2 separate regions of the Homo sapiens genome follow, and region 2 is linked to region 1. The links are chromatin loops, found by intact Hi-C in ENCODE. Cell type or tissue: IMR-90. All regions are shown on one strand. Links, peaks and the distances in the headings refer to the core of each region. The heading gives the core; the rest is flanking DNA.

What was found. Hi-C counts contacts between places; a loop is a spot of excess contacts. Peaks named below come from ENCODE experiments on the same cell type or tissue, not always from the same donor. Only the 100,000 strongest peaks of a DNase experiment are listed, where the experiment ranks them.
Region 2: a loop joins it to region 1, with 8 times the contacts of the local background. A loop is called at or near these places in 6 of 110 quality-filtered maps.

Annotation. Positions count from the first base shown.
Region 1 is chr17:43,757,077-43,765,768 of GRCh38, reverse strand. It overlaps SOST (sclerostin), which reads left to right and starts at 6,978. Exons shown (of 2, transcript NM_025237.3): 1 at 6,978-7,247. The coding sequence starts at 7,028. RefSeq lists a silencer at 5,034-5,328. In IMR-90, for the core only: a CTCF peak has its summit at 5,202 (motif pointing right); a DNase peak (open chromatin) is centred at 5,188; H3K27me3 peaks cover 2,327 bases.
Region 2 is chr17:43,516,566-43,525,257 of GRCh38, reverse strand. DHX8 (DEAH-box helicase 8) reads right to left here. Exons shown (of 23, transcript NM_004941.3): 18 at 7,936-8,091; 19 at 4,991-5,128; 20 at 4,379-4,507; 21 at 3,693-3,889; 22 at 3,032-3,211; 23 at 1-1,630. The coding sequence ends at 1,411. Among named protein-coding and RNA genes, the nearest start is that of ETV4, 25 kb to the left of the region's middle. In IMR-90, for the core only: a CTCF peak has its summit at 4,502; DNase peaks (open chromatin) are centred at 4,487 and 7,437.

The DNA of each region.
Region 1 (8,692 bases), core at 391-8,390:
GTGATCCTGCAAATGAACAGTCCCTAAACATATCCCCTTCCCCCAGATGCCTTAAATTCCACTATTGGTGCTATGTTCCTTTGAATAAAAAACCTTAGAGAAAGTAGTTGCCTTTTCCTCCCAGACAGAAGTCTGGGCAGAGAAAGCCTCTCGAGGTTCCCATTCCCTCTATCACATGAAGCAATTGGACTCGCTTCCTGTTTGTCAAGACTCTGACAATGTAATCTTTATGGTTCTACACAAAATCTTAAGGCAGAGCACTAAAATATAAAACAGGTAAAAGTTTTTAAGTATAATTTTTAAAAAATTTTTCATTAAAAATAATACTATATGTACATAGTAATACACTTAAACAATGCAAAAGGCTTATACGGAAAAGTGAGTCACTTGCTCCTTCAATCTGTCTCCCCATAAGCATCATATCCTTAAAGGAAAATGTCAAGCATATATAAGCACACATATGTGCATACGTGTGTATATACAGAGATATCTCTGCTTTGTTGTTTGTTTTGCTTAGCTTATATTATGGTTATTGTTTTTATTGTTCTACCCCCTTCATCTTAACAGCTACATAGCATTCCATTGTGTATGGATGTGTAAATAAAGACAAGGTGATTTGGACATCCCTCAATGCAGGGTACTGCCTAAAAGCAGAAGTTTGCCCTCCTAATCCAGATATTTCCTTTTTACCACCTACAAGTGGGAGCAAAATCTGTTTTAAAATGCAGCCAATAAGGAGAATCCTCAGTTTCCATTAATTAGAGATAGGGGCCTCCTCCAGAACCAAGTAGAGAATGAAACCGGATGACCTTTGAGAGTCCTTCCAGATCAAAGATTCTATGATCCCAAGGAGTCAAAGGAGCATAATATACTTTCCAAATTTGGCCTGTCATTCAAAGTCTGGTCCAAATGCCACATCTTACCATAAGGATCCCAGATCCTCCCCAGGGGAAAGAGATTGTTCTCTCCTTTGAAGGCCCATAAGAAAATTGTCCTTTTGAAAAAATGCATCTGGTGAGGATGTGGAACAACAGGAACTCTTTGTTTCAGTGGGGAATGCAAAATGGTACAGCCACTTTGGAGGACAGTTTGCAGTTTAGTTTCTTGCAAAACTACACATACTTTTATTGCACAATCCAGCAGTCATGCTCCTTGGTATTTATTCAAATGATTTGAAAACTTAACGTTCGTATAAAAACCTGCACACAGCTGGGCATGGTGGCTCATGCCTGTAATCCCAGCACTTTGGGAGGCTGAGGTGGGCAGATCACTTGAGGTTAGGAGTTTGAGACCATACTGGCCAACATGGGGAAACCCCTTCTCTACTAAAAATACAAAAATTAGCCAGGTGTGGTGGTGCTCACCTGTAATCCCACCTACTCGGGAGGCTGAGCCAGGAGAATCACTTGAACCCAGGAGGCGGAGGTTGCAGTGAGCTGAGATCACGGCACTGCACCCCAGCCTGGGAGACAGAGTAAGACTCCGTCTTAAGACAAAACAAAACAAAAAACCTGTACAAAATGTTTATACCACCTCTATTAATAATTGCCAGAGCTTGAAAGCAACCAAGATGTCCTTCAGTAGATGACAGTAGGTGACTAGATAAACCGTGATACATCAAGACGATGGAGTATTACTCAGTGCTAAAAAAAAAAAATAAGCTGTTCATGCCATGAAAAGACATGGAGGAACCCCAAATGAATATTACTAACTGAAAGAAGCCAATCTGAAAAGACTATGTATGGGTATATTCCAACTCTATATGACATCCTGGAAAAGGCAAAAATAAAGGTACAGTAAAAAGATCAGTGGTTGCCAGGGGTTGGGGAAAGTCGGGGAGGGATGAATAGGCAGAGCAGATAGTTTTTTTGGACAATGAAAATACTGCCCATCTGTATGATACTATAATGGTAGATGTATGTCATTATACATTTGTCCAAAGCCATAGGATGTACAACACTAGTGCTGTGATGTAAACCATGGACTTCAGGTGATAATGATGTGTCATGTAGGCTCATCAATCATAGCAAATGCACCACTCTGGTGGCGGGATGTTGATAACGGGGGCAGCTGTACATGTGTGGGCACAGGACATAAATGAGAAATCTCTGTACCATCCACTCAGTTTTGCTGTGAACCTAAAAGTGCTCCAGAAAAAAAATAAAGTTTTTTTTAGAAAAAAGCATCTGAACCTTTTTTTCAGTGGCATTGATCACCTTCCATCTGGTAGTGGAGTTGTTTGGATGCGGAAATTATTTCTTCCATGGTATGCGAGCTCCTGGAGAGGGAGTGCGTGTCCCCCTTGCTTTATTAAACGTTTGGCGAGTGAACATCGGAAGAAGCAACTCGACAGAAACAAAAGCTGGTAAATAATCACATGGAAAAGCAGCTTTTCTGGAAATTAAGTTTCAACTGTTAAATTCAATGTTTAAAAAAATCGGCTGGGTGCGGTGGCTCCCGCCTGCAATCCCAGCACTTTATGGGATTGTGGGAACACCTGATGTCAGGAGTTCAAGACCAGCCTGGCCGACATGGCGAAACCCCATCTCTACAAAACAAATAAAAAAAATGCAAAAATTAGCTGGGTGTGGTGGCGGGAGTCTGTAGTCCTAGCTACTCGGGAGGCTGAGGCAGGAGAACTGCTTGAACCCAGGAGGTGGAGGTTATATGAGCCAAGATCACACCACTGCACTCCCGCCTGGGTGACAGAGCGAGACTCTGTCTCAAAAAAAAAAAAAAAAAAAAAAAAAAAAATCAACATCCCAAACCCAGTGTTGACAGTCTTATTTATGGGTTGAACTGCATTCCTCCCAAATGCATATATTGAAGTCCTAAGTCACAGTACCTGAGAATGTGACCTTATTTGGAAATAGGGCTATTACAGATGTAACTCGTTAAGATGAGGTCATTAGGCTGGGCCTAATCTAATATGCCTGACCTCCTTAGAAAAAAGGGAAAATTCGAACACAGAGAGAACACCATGTGAAGATGAAGGCAGGGATTGGGGGTGACACTTCTGCAAGCCAGTGAATGCCACAGCTTGTCAGCAGCCAGCAGAAGGCAGGTAAAAGGCCTTCCTCGCTGTCCTCGAAGGAACCAACTCTGCCAATGTCTTGAACTTGCACTCCTAACCTCCAGCTCTGTGAGACGACTTCTGTTGTTTATGCCACCCAATTTGTGGTACTTAGTTACGGCAGCCTCATCAAAGTACCACCTATGGGAGCCTCTATTTTGCAGGTGAGGGCGGGGACTGGGCTTTTTCTGGAAAACAGCCCTGCAATACCCTCATCAGACCACCAAACTCTTCACACTCCCTCAGACACAGCATTCACTTCCAGAAATAACTCTAAAGTTTTGTTTTGTTTTTTTAAACTTTGTGGAATACTACTCAGCCAAAAAAAAAAAAAAGAAAAGAAAAAGGAACATGTTACTGATATGTACAACTTGGATAATGGAAATAATGCTGAGTGAAAAAAAAATCCCCAAAGGCTACATACTAATTGATTCCATTTATATAACCTTTTTTTTTTTTTTTGAGACAGTCTCACTCTGTCACCCAGGCTGGAGCACAGTGGCGCGATCTCAGCTCACTGCAACTTCCGCCTCCTGAGTTCAAGCGATTCTCTTGCCTTAGCTTCCCAAGTAGCTGGGATTACAGGTGCGTGCCACCATGCCCAGCTAATTTTTGTATTTTTAGTAGAGACAGGGTTTCGCCATGTTGGCCAGGCTGGTCTCGAACTCCTGACCTCAAGTGATCTGCCTGCCTTGGCTTCCCAAAGTGCTGGGATTACATGAGTGAGCCACCGCACCTGGCCGCATTTATGTAACAATTTTGAAGTGAAAAAAAAAAATGACAGAAATGGAGATTAGATGAGTAGTTGCCAGGGGTTAGTTGTGGGAGGGAGGGAAAAGGAGGGAAGGAGGTGGGCAACAGGAGAAAGACTTGTGGTCACAGAGCTGTGCTTTATCTTGACTGTGGTGGATCCCCAAATTTACCCGTGACAAGATTGCATAGAACTAAGTATACACACACGTGAATGCGTGTGCACGCACACAGTAGAGGTTAAACCACGGGAGATGTGGGTAAGATTGGTAAATTGTGTCAATATCAATATCCTAGTTGTGATATTGTCCTATAGTTTCGCAAGGTGTTATTGTTGTGGGAAACTGGATAAAGGATACACGGAGTCTGCATTTTCTTTTTTTTATTTTTATTTTTTGAGACGGGGTCTCACTCTGTCATCCAGGCTGGAGTGCAGTGGCCCAAGTATGGCTCACTGCAGCCTCGACCTCAACCTCAAGTGAACCTCCCACCTCAGCCTCCCAAGTAGCTAAGACCACAGGCGTGCGACCCCATGCCCAGCTAATTTTTAAATTTTTTGTAGAGACTAGGCCTCACCATGTTGCCCAGGCTTTTATTTCTTATAAGTATATTTAAATTTATAATTATATCCACATTTTAAAATTTTAATTTAAAAAATTACTCTGAGGCCGGGCATTGTGGCTCATGCCTCTAATCCCCAGCACCTTGGGAGGCCGAGTTGGGCAGATCACCCGAGGTCAGAAGTTCGAGACCAGCCTGAGTAACATGGAGAAACCCCCGTCTCTACTAAAAATACAAAATTGGCCGGGCGTGGTGGTGCATTCCTGTAATCCCAGCTACTCGGGAGGCTGAGGCAGGAGAATTGCTTGAACCCAGGAGGTGGAGGTTGCAGTGAGCCAAGATTGTGCCACTGCACTGCAGCCTGGGCCACAGAGAGAATCTGCCAAAAAAAGAAAAAAAAAAAAATTTCAGCCGTACAAGGATGTTCATAGCAACCCTGCTGGAAATAGGAAAAAAAATTGGAAATAACCTAAACTACTCACAATAGGAATCAGCTAAAACCCTGGGGGTTTAATTCCAGGGAGTACTGTGAACAATGACAAGTTTGTGGACTGAGTAAAAATAAACAGCTGTCAATGACTTAACATTAAATGAAACAGCAGAAGATGTCACAGCAGGTTCTCGCTGAGCCATTCAGAGGGGTGTGGATCATTTAGAGGTTCAAGTCCACTGGATTCTTCTTTTTCCTTTTAATATTACTTCACTTCCAAATAAGGAAAGGAAAGGAAAGGAAATCACGTCCAGTCCTGAGACTTGCCATCCTGCAGTCACCCCTCCTTTTGTCTCCAGCAGGTGGCAGACGCGTTCCAGGGATGAATCCCACTGCCTCTGTTTAATGCAGACGGTCCAGCCGCTCCCAACAGCAGGTGGGGCTATAAGCATCCATCCTACCTGCTCAAGGAACCCAGGCATCAGAACTGCTCTCTCCCAAGTCCATTGCAAGAAGGCAGTCGTCTGGTCATGAGAGGGTTAACAGTCCACATTCCAGAGCAAGGGAAAAGGAGGCTGGAGGGTCATAGACAAGGGGAGGTGGCGCGGAGGGCCAGCTTCTCACAACACTACCGGCTCTGCTGGGAGAGATAGATCACCCCCAACAATGGCCACAGCTGTTTTCATCTGCCCTGAAGGAAACTGACTTAGGAAGCAGGTATCAGAGAGGGCCCTTCCTGAGGGGGCTTCTGTCTGGCTTGTAAAACTGTCAGAGCAGCTGCATTCATGTGTCGGATGATGGATGATGGAAAGGAGGACAGTCGGCTGCAGATGGACACAGCGACTTGCAAGTTGAGGCAGGTGGCAAAGGACTTGCAGAGGCTCTGCAGGTGGGGCATGCTGATTCATTGCCCAGTTAAAATACCAGAGGATCTGGGCAGCCTCTTCACAGGAGCTGCTTGTCCTCAAACAATCTGTCTTCAATGAAAGATTCCTCTGGCCTTCCTTTCTCTTCTTGCACCTCAGGTGTGAATCCTTCTCCCCCACGCCTCTACCTGCCCCCCCGCCCCCCGCCCCGGCCCTGTGTGGCTCATTATATGCAGGGCCAAGGCAGCATTTTCTCTTAGCTTCTTTGTGACCACTTGGTCCTGGGATGGCTTCATGGAACACATCCTGTGGTGTGCACCAATGAAGCTTTCCATACAGGACTCAAAACTGTTTTTGAAAAATGTAACCAGCTGGAAGACAAGAAAATAAAATGTCAGCACTAAAAACGCTGGCTGTGGCTTTTGCTAAGGAAAGGAATTTGGTGTTGTCTTCTCACACACACAGACTGGTTGGGGAAATGACTGTCTTCAGCACATCACCCTGCGAGCCACAGTGAGTGCCCTGGCTCAGAAGTGCCTGTCACAGTGCACAGGATCCCTGAGGAGCATGAGCTGGGATTTCCTCTGTGCTGTCCACCACAGGAGCCTGAGTGACCAGCGCATCCTCGATTTGTAACCAGAATCCTGCCCTCTCTCCCAAGCGGGCACCCTTGCTCTGACCCTCTAGTTCTCTCTCTTGCCTTCCAGAGAATACCAAGAGAGGCTTTCTTGGTTAGGACAATGAATGCTGAGACTTGTGGAGTTGGGACCAATGGGATTTCTTTAAAAGCATCTTTTTGCCTCTGGCTGGGTCTATGGGGGTCAAACAGAAACGCCTTGGGCCATTTGTTGGTGGGGTGACAAATGAACTTGGCCTGAGAAATGGAATAGGCCGGGCTCAGCCCCGCGAAGCACTCAGAACTGCACATTTTCTTTGTTGAGCGGGTCCACAGTTTGTTTTGAGAATGCCCGAGGGCCCAGGGAGACAGACAATTAAAAGCCGGAGCTCATTTTGATATCTGAAAACCACAGCCGCCAGCACGTGGGAGGTGCCGGAGAGCAGGCTTGGGCCTTGCCTCACACGCCCCCTCTCTCTGGGTCACCTGGGAGTGCCAGCAGCAATTTGGAAGTTTGCTGAGCTAGAGGAGAAGTCTTTGGGGAGGGTTTGCTCTGAGCACACCCCTTTCCCTCCCTCCGGGGCTGAGGGAAACATGGGACCAGCCCTGCCCCAGCCTGTCCTCATTGGCTGGCATGAAGCAGAGAGGGGCTTTAAAAAGGCGACCGTGTCTCGGCTGGAGACCAGAGCCTGTGCTACTGGAAGGTGGCGTGCCCTCCTCTGGCTGGTACCATGCAGCTCCCACTGGCCCTGTGTCTCGTCTGCCTGCTGGTACACACAGCCTTCCGTGTAGTGGAGGGCCAGGGGTGGCAGGCGTTCAAGAATGATGCCACGGAAATCATCCCCGAGCTCGGAGAGTACCCCGAGCCTCCACCGGAGCTGGAGAACAACAAGACCATGAACCGGGCGGAGAACGGAGGGCGGCCTCCCCACCACCCCTTTGAGACCAAAGGTATGGGGTGGAGGAGAGAATTCTTAGTAAAAGATCCTGGGGAGGTTTTAGAAACTTCTCTTTGGGAGGCTTGGAAGACTGGGGTAGACCCAGTGAAGATTGCTGGCCTCTGCCAGCACTGGTCGAGGAACAGTCTTGCCTGGAGGTGGGGGAAGAATGGCTCGCTGGTGCAGCCTTCAAATTCAGGTGCAGAGGCATGAGGCAACAGACGCTGGTGAGAGCCCAGGGCAGGGAGGACGCTGGGGTGGTGAGGGTATGGCATCAGGGCATCAGAACAGGCTCAGGGGCTCAGAAAAGAAAAGGTTTCAAAGAATCTCCTCCTGGGAATATAGGAGCCACGTCCAGCTGCTGGTACCACTGGGAAGGGAACAAGGTAAGGGAGCCTCCCATCCACAGAACAGCACCTGTGGGGCACCGGACACTCTATGCTGGTGGTGGCTGTCCCCACCACACAGACCCACATCATGGAATCCCCAGGAGGTGAACCCCCAGCTCGAAGGGGAAGAAACAGGTTCCAGGCACTCAGTAACTTGGTAGTGAGAAGAGCTGAGGTGTGAACCTGGTTTGATCCAACTGCAAGATAGCCCTGGTGTGTGGGGGGGTGTGGGGGACAGATCTCCACAAAGCAGTGGGGAGGAAGGCCAGAGAGGCACCCCTGCAGTGTGCATTGCCCACGGCCTGCCCAGGGAGCTGGCACTTGAAGGAATGGGAGTTTTCGGCACAGTTTTAGCCCCTGACATGGGTGCAGCTGAGTCCAGGCCCTGGAGGGGAGAGCAGCATCCTCTGTGCAGGAGTAGGGACATCTGTCCTCAGCAGCCACCCCAGTCCCAACCTTGCCTCATTCCAGGGGAGGGAGAAGGAAGAGGAACCCTGGGTTCCTGGTCAGGCCTGCACAGAGAAGCCCAGGTGACAGTGTGCATCTGGCTCTATAATTGGCAGGAATCCTGAGGCCATGGGGGCGTCTGAAATGACACTTCAGACTAAGAGCTTCCCTGTCCTCTGGCCATTATCCAGGTGGCAGAGAAGTCCACTGCCCAGGCTCCTGGACCCCAGCCCTCCCCGCCTCACAACCTGTTGGGACTATGGGGTGCTAAAAAGGGCAACTGCATGGGAGGCCAGCCAGGACCCTCCGTCTTCAAAATGGAGGACAAGGGCGCCTCCCCCCACAGCTCCCCTTCTAGGCAAGGTCAGCTGGGCTCCAGCGACTGCCTGAAGGGCTGTAAGGAACCCAAACACAAAATGTCCACCTTGCTGGACTCCCACGAGAGGCCACAGCCCCTGAGGAAGCCACATGCTCAAAACAAAGTCATGATCTGCAGAGGAAGTGCCTGGCCTAGGGGCGCTATTCTCGAAAAGCCGCAAAATGCCCCCTTCCCTGGGCAAATGCCCCCCTGACCACACACACATTCCAGCCCTGCAGAGGTGAGGATGCAAACCAGCCCACA
Region 2 (8,692 bases), core at 353-8,352, 240 kb after region 1:
CTTACTAATAACATAAGGACAGGAGAAGCAGCAACGTAACAGGATGTGCCCAATCTCTCAGAAGCTTCTCTACAAGCACTACATCCAGACCAGCTTTCCGTAAGTTCCGAAACCTGGCCTGGCAAGACCTGCCTGATGTTCCGCCAGGTAAGGAGCCTCCTCAGTGCAGAGGACAGTGGCTCTCAACTGTAATCCCAGCGCTTTGGGAGGCAGAGGCAGGAGGATTGCTTGACGCCAGGGATTGGAGAGCAGCCTGGGCAGCACAGTGGGAACCCATCTCTATGGGAAGAAAAAAAAAAAACCCTCCTCAGGAGCTGTGAGGAGGGCACAAGGAGGTGGCTATTCTCCAAGCAAGTGCTAGGAAAAAACCACTAAGAACAAGCCCTGCAGCACAGATACTGGCAGCACAAACCAGCTGAGAGGAGAGGTGTTATGTTTGTTTTCTGTTTGGAGTGGGGAAAGGGAGGTTTTGACCATAAAATCCCTTTGTTAAAGTCCATCCAGGACCTCAGGGGAAAAAAATAAAAACAAAATAAAATAAAAGCTGTGTTGTTACTTAGTATGTTTCAAAAGGAAATGGGACATGCTGCACATTGCGAATGTGGGAGGTGGAGGGAGCAAGGGGAAACCTTCTGTATTTAATATGTGCCATCTGTAGCCACTCAGGCCTCCAGACTGAAGTGCTCTGTGGAGAGGACATGGTTGATCATCGGGTGATCCCCCAGCACGGCCCGGCTAGTGCTGATGCTGAAAGACAAGGCTGGAAGTCTGGGTTGTACGTCGTTTCCGAGCGCAAAGAGGCCCTGCGTTCTGGTTTCAGGGGATTCAGGGGATTCTCATCATGTGTGCCAGAGCACAGATACTAAATCTCCCTCACCCTGAGCCCAGGCCAATATCCTAACCTTTCGGCTAAAAGAAAACAGTCACAGAAAACCATTTTTGTTTCCTTAAGAAAATAAATATTTCCACGAGGTCAAGCCAAAGTACAGGGGCTGGAGACGGGGTGGGAAGTGGGGCAAACACTTTAGATGAGCACAGTAGCTCCTGCTAGCTGGGGCATCAGGGCACTCACCATGTCCCTGCACAAGATGCTCACCCACTCCACCTTCCCATCCTGGAGCTGCACAAATTGTCCCTTTCTTGAAGTTGATGCAATGTGTCTCTGTGTTAGATATGAGCTCCCAACTGGGCCCAAGGACTTGGGGTGATGGAGGCTGCAGGCTCTTGCCAAAGCCAGGTTTAAATCCCTGTTTCTATTTTACCAGCAGGGAAGAAATGAGAGTCGAGTTGAGAAAATGCTCAGTTAAGACAGTCAGTCACGGGACAGCTGTATCCTCAGGACCAGCCTGTCATCGATAAGTCCAAGCCCTGGCTACTGCTGCTGGAGAGGCAAAGGAACAATCTTGCCTTTCAGCGCCGTCGGAAAGCTCGAGATATTCTCCAGGCATTGGGTTCCTCATAGCGGTTGTACAAGGGTTCAAGACGCTGTTGCTTCTTCTGTTTGCTTAGCTTAGTTGGGTCTGAGACCTTGAAGAAGGCTGGGGCAAACTCCACAAGCCACCGAGGGTCGATGGTGGTAACTTCACGCATGTATTCCTTGGTGGTGAGCACCAGCTCATGGTACACCACCCTGAGGGGGGACAGAGATAGTACTCAAGCCTCTGGATATAGGCCCCACTCTACAGTCAACCTGGTCCCTAGTAGGCCTCAGCTGAGCTTACATTTTATACTATTACCTCTCCTGCCTGACACCTATAAGACTGCAGTCTGTTTATGACAGCCACACCCCAATACTGAAGCACCCGCACACCTCTAACCACAAGAAAGGTCTCAGGAGAATGTATTCTAGTCCTGGCTCTGGCTCTAACTAGTTAAGTGACATGGAGCCAATCACATCCCTTCTCTAATCTGTTTCTTGCTCTATAAAATGTGAGGATGTTTATTAGAATGTTTCCACAGAATTCTAGGGCTCTGAAGAGGGGCCTCACACTGCCACAAGGGATGGAGAAGGCCAAACATGCAAGGAGCCACATTTCTAACCCTTCTACTGTGATAACATGGTGGTTTTAAATCAGTTTTATATTAGGGTTCTAGATAGAGTCCAATTTTTTAAAAATGCTACTTTAAAACAAGTTTTTTTTTTTAAACTACATCACTAGGTAGTTGTTTTTTTCTTTCTTTTTTTTTTTTTTTTTGGGACGGAGTCTCACTCTGTCTCCCAGGCTGGAGTACAATGGCACAATCTCAGCTCACTGCAACCTCTGCCTCCCGGGTTCAAGCTATTCTCATGTCTCAGCCTCCCAAGTAGCTGGGATTACAGGTGCCTGCCACCACGCCTGGCTAACTTTGTATTTTTAGTAGAGACATGGTTTCACTATGTTGGTCAGGTTGGCCTGGAATTCCTGACCTCTGGTGATCCACCTGCCTCGGCCTCCCAAAGTGCTGGGATTACAGACGTGAGCCACCATGCCTAGCCCCTAGGTAGTTGGTTTTTTTTTTTTTTTTTTTTTGAGATGGAGTTTCGCTCTTGTTGCCCAGGCTGGAGTGCAATGGGTGATTTCGGCTCACTGCAACCTCCACCTCCTGGGTTCAAGCGATTGTCCTGTCTCAGCCTCCCAAGTAGCTGGGATTACAGGCATGCGCCACCATACCTGGCTAATTTTGTATTTTTAGTAGAGACAGGGTTTCTCCATGTTGGTCAGGCTGGTCTTGAACTCCCGACCTCGGCTGATCTGCCCACCTCAGCCTCCCAAAGTGCTGGGATTACAGGCATGAGCCACTGTGCCTGGCCACTACGTAGTTTTTTAAACCACAATTTTTTTTTTCAACTAGGTCTCACCCCTATGATTTTAATTCTCTCATAGGGTTTGATACATTGTGCCTAATTCAGGTTTCTGCTGCTCTAGAAAGGCAAGCAGTGTTATACTAGGACATACTGGGAGTAGTGAAGACACAATCACAAAATACCAGGAAATTTACAGGTTTTTCTCTGCCCAGAAAAGCCCCTAGACCCTGGGACATGTCCACCTACCATTCTGGCTGTCTGTTGAAGAGGGCACTGGAAGGATGGATATAGACCACCTGCTGGTCGATCAGTGTCCGGTAACCCTCCTGCGGGTCTTTCTTGGCAGCATTACGGAAGAACCCACTGCAGATGGCCTTCTGCACTCGGACTGTGGACTTGCCACAGGAAACAACATCCAGCTTGTGTCTATCAAGATAGGACAAAAGATATGAGCCCACTCAGCTTTCACAGGTCTATTTTCACAATGACAGTGCCCAACACATCCATCTTGGGGTGCCCAGAGTAGTCACCAGGACCTTCCTTCCAGCCCTAAGTGTACTACAGAGGCAGCTCTACACAGTGGGCAGACGGAGGCACTCAGAGACAGACACTTTGTTTAGACAGGTATTCAATTCCACAGTAATAATGTTCCAGAGGGTTGCAAACAAAGAGCATTTTTTTCAACAACTAACAGATAATCTTCCTCTTAGGTATCTGAGGTAATTCTCAGGCATACCCTTACTTGGGGAGAAGGAATATAACAAAGATGGAAAAGCTGGAGGAAAAGGGTTATGTGAGGAGCAAGAGAAAAGGTGCCTATAGCTTTATAGGTACACACAGAGATGAAAAGACATGATACTCAAGGTGGTTCAACTCAAACATGCAGAGTCATCAGATTCCAGCTTACCTGTCCATTATGCCTAACATCTGCTTGCGAATGTCCTGGGCCCGGCGCAGGGAACGAGCCTGGATAAAGTTCTCATAGCACCATGGGTTGGAGAACTTGTTGTTCTTCCAGGAGTTGTACACAGCTAGCAGGGTGAGGTGGTCCCCTTCAGTCTGGTGGAATTTGGCCTTCTTCTGATCTGCAAGGGCTTGTTTATCCTGCCAAGCAGTGGGACAGAGGAACATTTCCGACTCAACAGCTACTAACTGAACATGGAGCAATTCTAGGGAGCCCTACAAGACCCTATCAAAAGTGTCCACATCAGGCTAGGCATGATGGCTCAGGCCTGTAATCCCAGCATTTTGGGAAACTGAGGCAAGAGGATCACTTGAGGCCAGGAGTTTGAGACCAGCCTGGCCAACATGGTGCAACCCTGTCTCTACTAAAAATACAAAAATTAGCAGCACACGGTGGCGCACGCCTGTAATCCCAGCTGCTCTGGAGGCTGAGGCAGGAGAACTGCTTGAACCCGGGAGGTAGAGATTGCAAGATCATTCCACTGCACTCCAGCCTGGGCAACAGAGTGAGACTCCATCTCAAAAAAAAAAAAAAAAAAAAAAAAGTCCACATCAAGCATTGGAATGGCAACAGGCCAACTACCCCAACTTCATGGCACCCCCATCTAAACTTGGATCTGAACTTCCTACCTTGGGCCTATAGAAGACGTTCTGCACAGACAGCATGGATACAATGGTCAGCATTTCCTCACTGCAGCCCAGATGCACAGACATGATGAGCATTTTGCATAGCATTGGCTCCAGAGGGAACTCTGCCATCTAGAGGGACAAAAAAAGACTACAACTGCTTCCCTGTGGAAGACACATTTGGATTCACCAGAGCAAGACCTTGGTCAGAGTGGGTAACAACACAGATTTTCCCAAAGCATAATGATGCCTTGGGATGCCTTTCTCTATCAGAAGAATGCTGTTGTTTATTCTTTTCCCAAATAAACTCCAACGGGATGTATGTGACCAAGCATATAACTACTGTTGGGGTAGATGAGAATTTTGCAGATGCCGTTTCTAATTAAGGCTACATTCAGTAATACATCCTCAGGCAAAATTATGAACAGAACACCTTTTTGTATAAAGAAGAAACAGTTTAAAGTGACAGTGGAGAAATTCAGGTTAAAAACAAACATTTAGAATTTTACTCAAAGCTTATCCACGGCCTCAGCCTGATTTTGTACAGACCGAAGGATGTGAAAGGCTGACCAGGGAATCTTCCCAAAAGCACAGGAAGTTGAGTCTGTCCCTTACCCGGCGGCCCAAGCGAGTGAGCAGGCCCTCGTCATCCAGGGCCCCCAGTGTGTACAGCTGCTCCATGGCTGTGATCAAAGTTTCCATAGGTGGGGCATCCATGAAATCAAAGGACAGCAGATCATTGATACCCATGGCCTAGAACAGAAAGGAAGAAGGCATGTGATAAGAGGGTCAGTCTAGCCAGTGTCAGCATGTGGGGAAGCTACTTGTTACTTTATTTCCCATTTCTTCAATTGCAATTAGGAAGCCACCGGTGAGACTGGCGGTAACTTCCAGGGCTGGGCCACATAAAACTCAGACTATTATAATAGAAAGCACATACTTGAGACAGAGTCTCACTCTGTCACCCAGGCTGGAGTGCAGTGGCCCAATCTCAGCTCACTGCAACCTCCACCTCCTACGTTCAAGCGATTCTTCTGCCTCAGCATCCCAAGTAGCTGGGATTATAGGCACCCGCCATCATGCCCAGCTAATTTTTGTATTTTCAGTAGAGATGGCGTTTTACCATGTTGGCTGGGCTGGTCTTGAACTCCTGACCTCAAGTGATCCGCCTGCCTCGGCCTCCCAAAGGAAAGCACATAATTTCTCAGGAAACTTTTTGAAAATATTCTCTCAGTTGGGCATGGTGGCTCACACCTGTAATCTCAGCAGTTTGGGAGGCCAAGGAGGGAGAATCGCTTGAGTCCGGGAGTTGAGACCAGCCTAGGCAACATGATAAAACGTCTTCCAAGAAAAAAAAAAACAAAAAACCCTAACACTCTCTCAAAATGACAATATGTACAACTCAACAGCAAAAGGACAAACAACTCAATTTAAAAAATAGGCACAGAGCTTGAATAGACATTTCTTCAAAGAAGATATACAAATGGCCAACAAGCACATAAAAAGATGCACAGATGCACAACATCAGTAGTAATTAGGGAAATGCAAATCAAAACTACAATGAAATATCACTTCATACCCACTAGGATGGCTATAATTTTTTTAAAAAACAGAAACTAACAAATGTCAGTGAGGACGGGAGGTATCAGAAACCTCATGCATTGCTGGTGGGAATGTAAGATGTTGCAGCCACTGTAGAAAAGTTTGGTGGTTCCTTAATAGGCTAAATACAGAATTAGCACATGACCCAGCAATTACACTTCTAGGTATATATCCAAAAGAACTGAAAGCAGACTCAAACAGATACCTGCACACTAATGTTCACAGCAGCATTATTGATAATAGCCAAAAGGTAGAAACAATCCAAATGTCCATCTGCTGATGAATGGATAAACAAAATGTGGTATATACATACAACAGAATACTATTCACCCTTAGAAAGGAATGAAATAAATGGATAAACCTTGAAAATAACATGAATAAATCTTGAAAACATTATTCTAAGAGAAACAGGTCAGATACAAAAGAATATTGTATGATTCCACTTAAATGAGGCTATCTAGAATAGACAAATTCAGAGAGGTAAAAAGTAGAAGAGTAGTTACCAAGGGATAGAGGAAGGGGGAAAGGGGAGTTACTGTTTAATGGGTACAGAGTTTCTGTTTGGGACAATGAAAAAGTTCTGGAAATGGATGTTGGTGATGGTTGTACAACATCTTGAATGTATTTAATGCCACTGAATTGTATACTTTAAAAAGCTTACAATAGTAAATGTTGTTATGTATTTTACAATAATAATAATAATAATATAGTCTACCAACTTGTCCTGTCTCTTGCATACATCATTTCTACTATATATCTATGAGGGATCTCATACCATGTTAGGTGGGAGGGATATAAAGATGGCCAGGATATGGCCCCTGCTTTCAGAGAGTTCACACTGGGTAAAAACTATGTTCACAAAACCACCACAGTGCAATCTACATGCCTGGCATGTAGCATGTGTTCAATACATTAGCTAATTCGATGAATAAAAGAAACGACTGAATGATGCACGATTCAAGTGTATATAAAGTGTGATGTGGTAGGACCTAAGCTTTCTATTTCTTTCTCATAAAGTGATTGTGACCATAAACACAGCAGGTGTTCAATAAATGTTTATTGTGTGAATAATAACTATGATGAATTATGTTAGCAATCATCAAGCACTGTGCCAAGTGCCTTTACCTACATTATCTCACTTATCTTTCCAACAAATACTATTAACAGCCCCTTTTTCAGAGCAGAACACAGAGCAGAGGGCAAAGTAAATAAACTTGCCCAAAGTCGCAGTTTGGAGCTGAAGTCCAAGCCACAGATGCCTCTCTGTTGGCACTTCAGAGACTGGAGTAGGTTTCTTTTTTCTTTCCAAAGCTCTGTTTTAGCCTCTTTGACAGGGAATAAATAATAAATGACAACAGAGCACTCTGCACCAGAAAGTACCAGGGCTCCAGGGTAGCATCAGTGTCGGGGGAAACGCCATCAGCTGGGAAATTACTCATACAGCTCCTCCTGCCAAAAGAGAATGAAGTCCTCACTGGGGACTGAGAGAGGAAGAACAATGATTCAGAATGAAAACCAAGCCCCTGAGAGCCAGTCTGAAATCTGTACTGACAGTTCCCTTGCAAAGTTTTTGAACAGGGGGTTTTCTCTCGTTCTAAAAGAACAGAATTGGATCTGAGCGCTAAAGTGGTTGAGGTTAGGTGTGTGTGTCCACAGTTTGGCATTGATTATATTTTTCTAATTTCCTTTTAGAAAATGCTCCTAACTAGAACCTTTTACAACCTAATATCCTGCTGGTTGTTATGGTAAGAAAAAATGTGTGTTCACAGCAGACATGCCAACTTAGCCCCAGACCTGCCGTGAGAGGCTGTTATCACAGCCATTTGCATTTCACTCAAAGGGACTGCTTTCATGAGGTTACTAAAGTATTTAACAAGGTTCATAAAACTGAAATTCATTTATGAAGGCCAGGATTGGACTGTTCCACCAACCCATTTTAACAAGACAGTGATTTCTACCTTGAGTGACAGCACTGTGCTTGCTAAGTTGGTTCTCTGGATTTCCGGCACGTTGGTGGTCAGCATTTCATCTCGGTAGGCACGTTCTGTGTACAACCTGTAACACTTCCCTGGGCCTGTTCTCCCAGCTCTGCCAGCTCGTTGCTTTGCCTGAGCCTAGAGGGGTGGGCATATAAAAGCAACATATCTGTTAAACACTGCTTAACAGCTTTACCCAGGATATCTGTTAAAAGGGGGACAATTAACAACTGGCAAAATCAGAAATGGGGTTGATTTCACTTCCTTTGGGACCATTTCCAAGACTACCAATGCTCTTATCTTCCCCTCTCCATACTCAGCACTTCGGGGAAGTTTGTTCGAGGGAGGCAATACAAGCAGGGTTAATGGAAGAAATATTATACAGATCTGAGACATATATCTTCAAAATAGTGTGGCGCAATATAAAAGAGAAAGCATAAAACAAGATGACAGAACACCATCCCCACAGTTATGACCAAAAATGTAAGTGAAATAAACATATTACGTCAATCATCCCAATGATGACTCTGCAGTCATTTTAAAAATTATGTTTGCAGGCCAAGCGTCGTGGCTTATGCCTATAATCCCAGCACTTTGGGAGGCCAAGGTGGGCAGATTGCATGAGCCCAGGAGTTCGAGATCAGCCAGGGCAATATGTTGAAACTTCATCTCTACAAAAAATACAAAAATTAGCTTGGTGTGGTGGCTCACGCCTGTAGTCCCAGTATTCAGGAGGCTC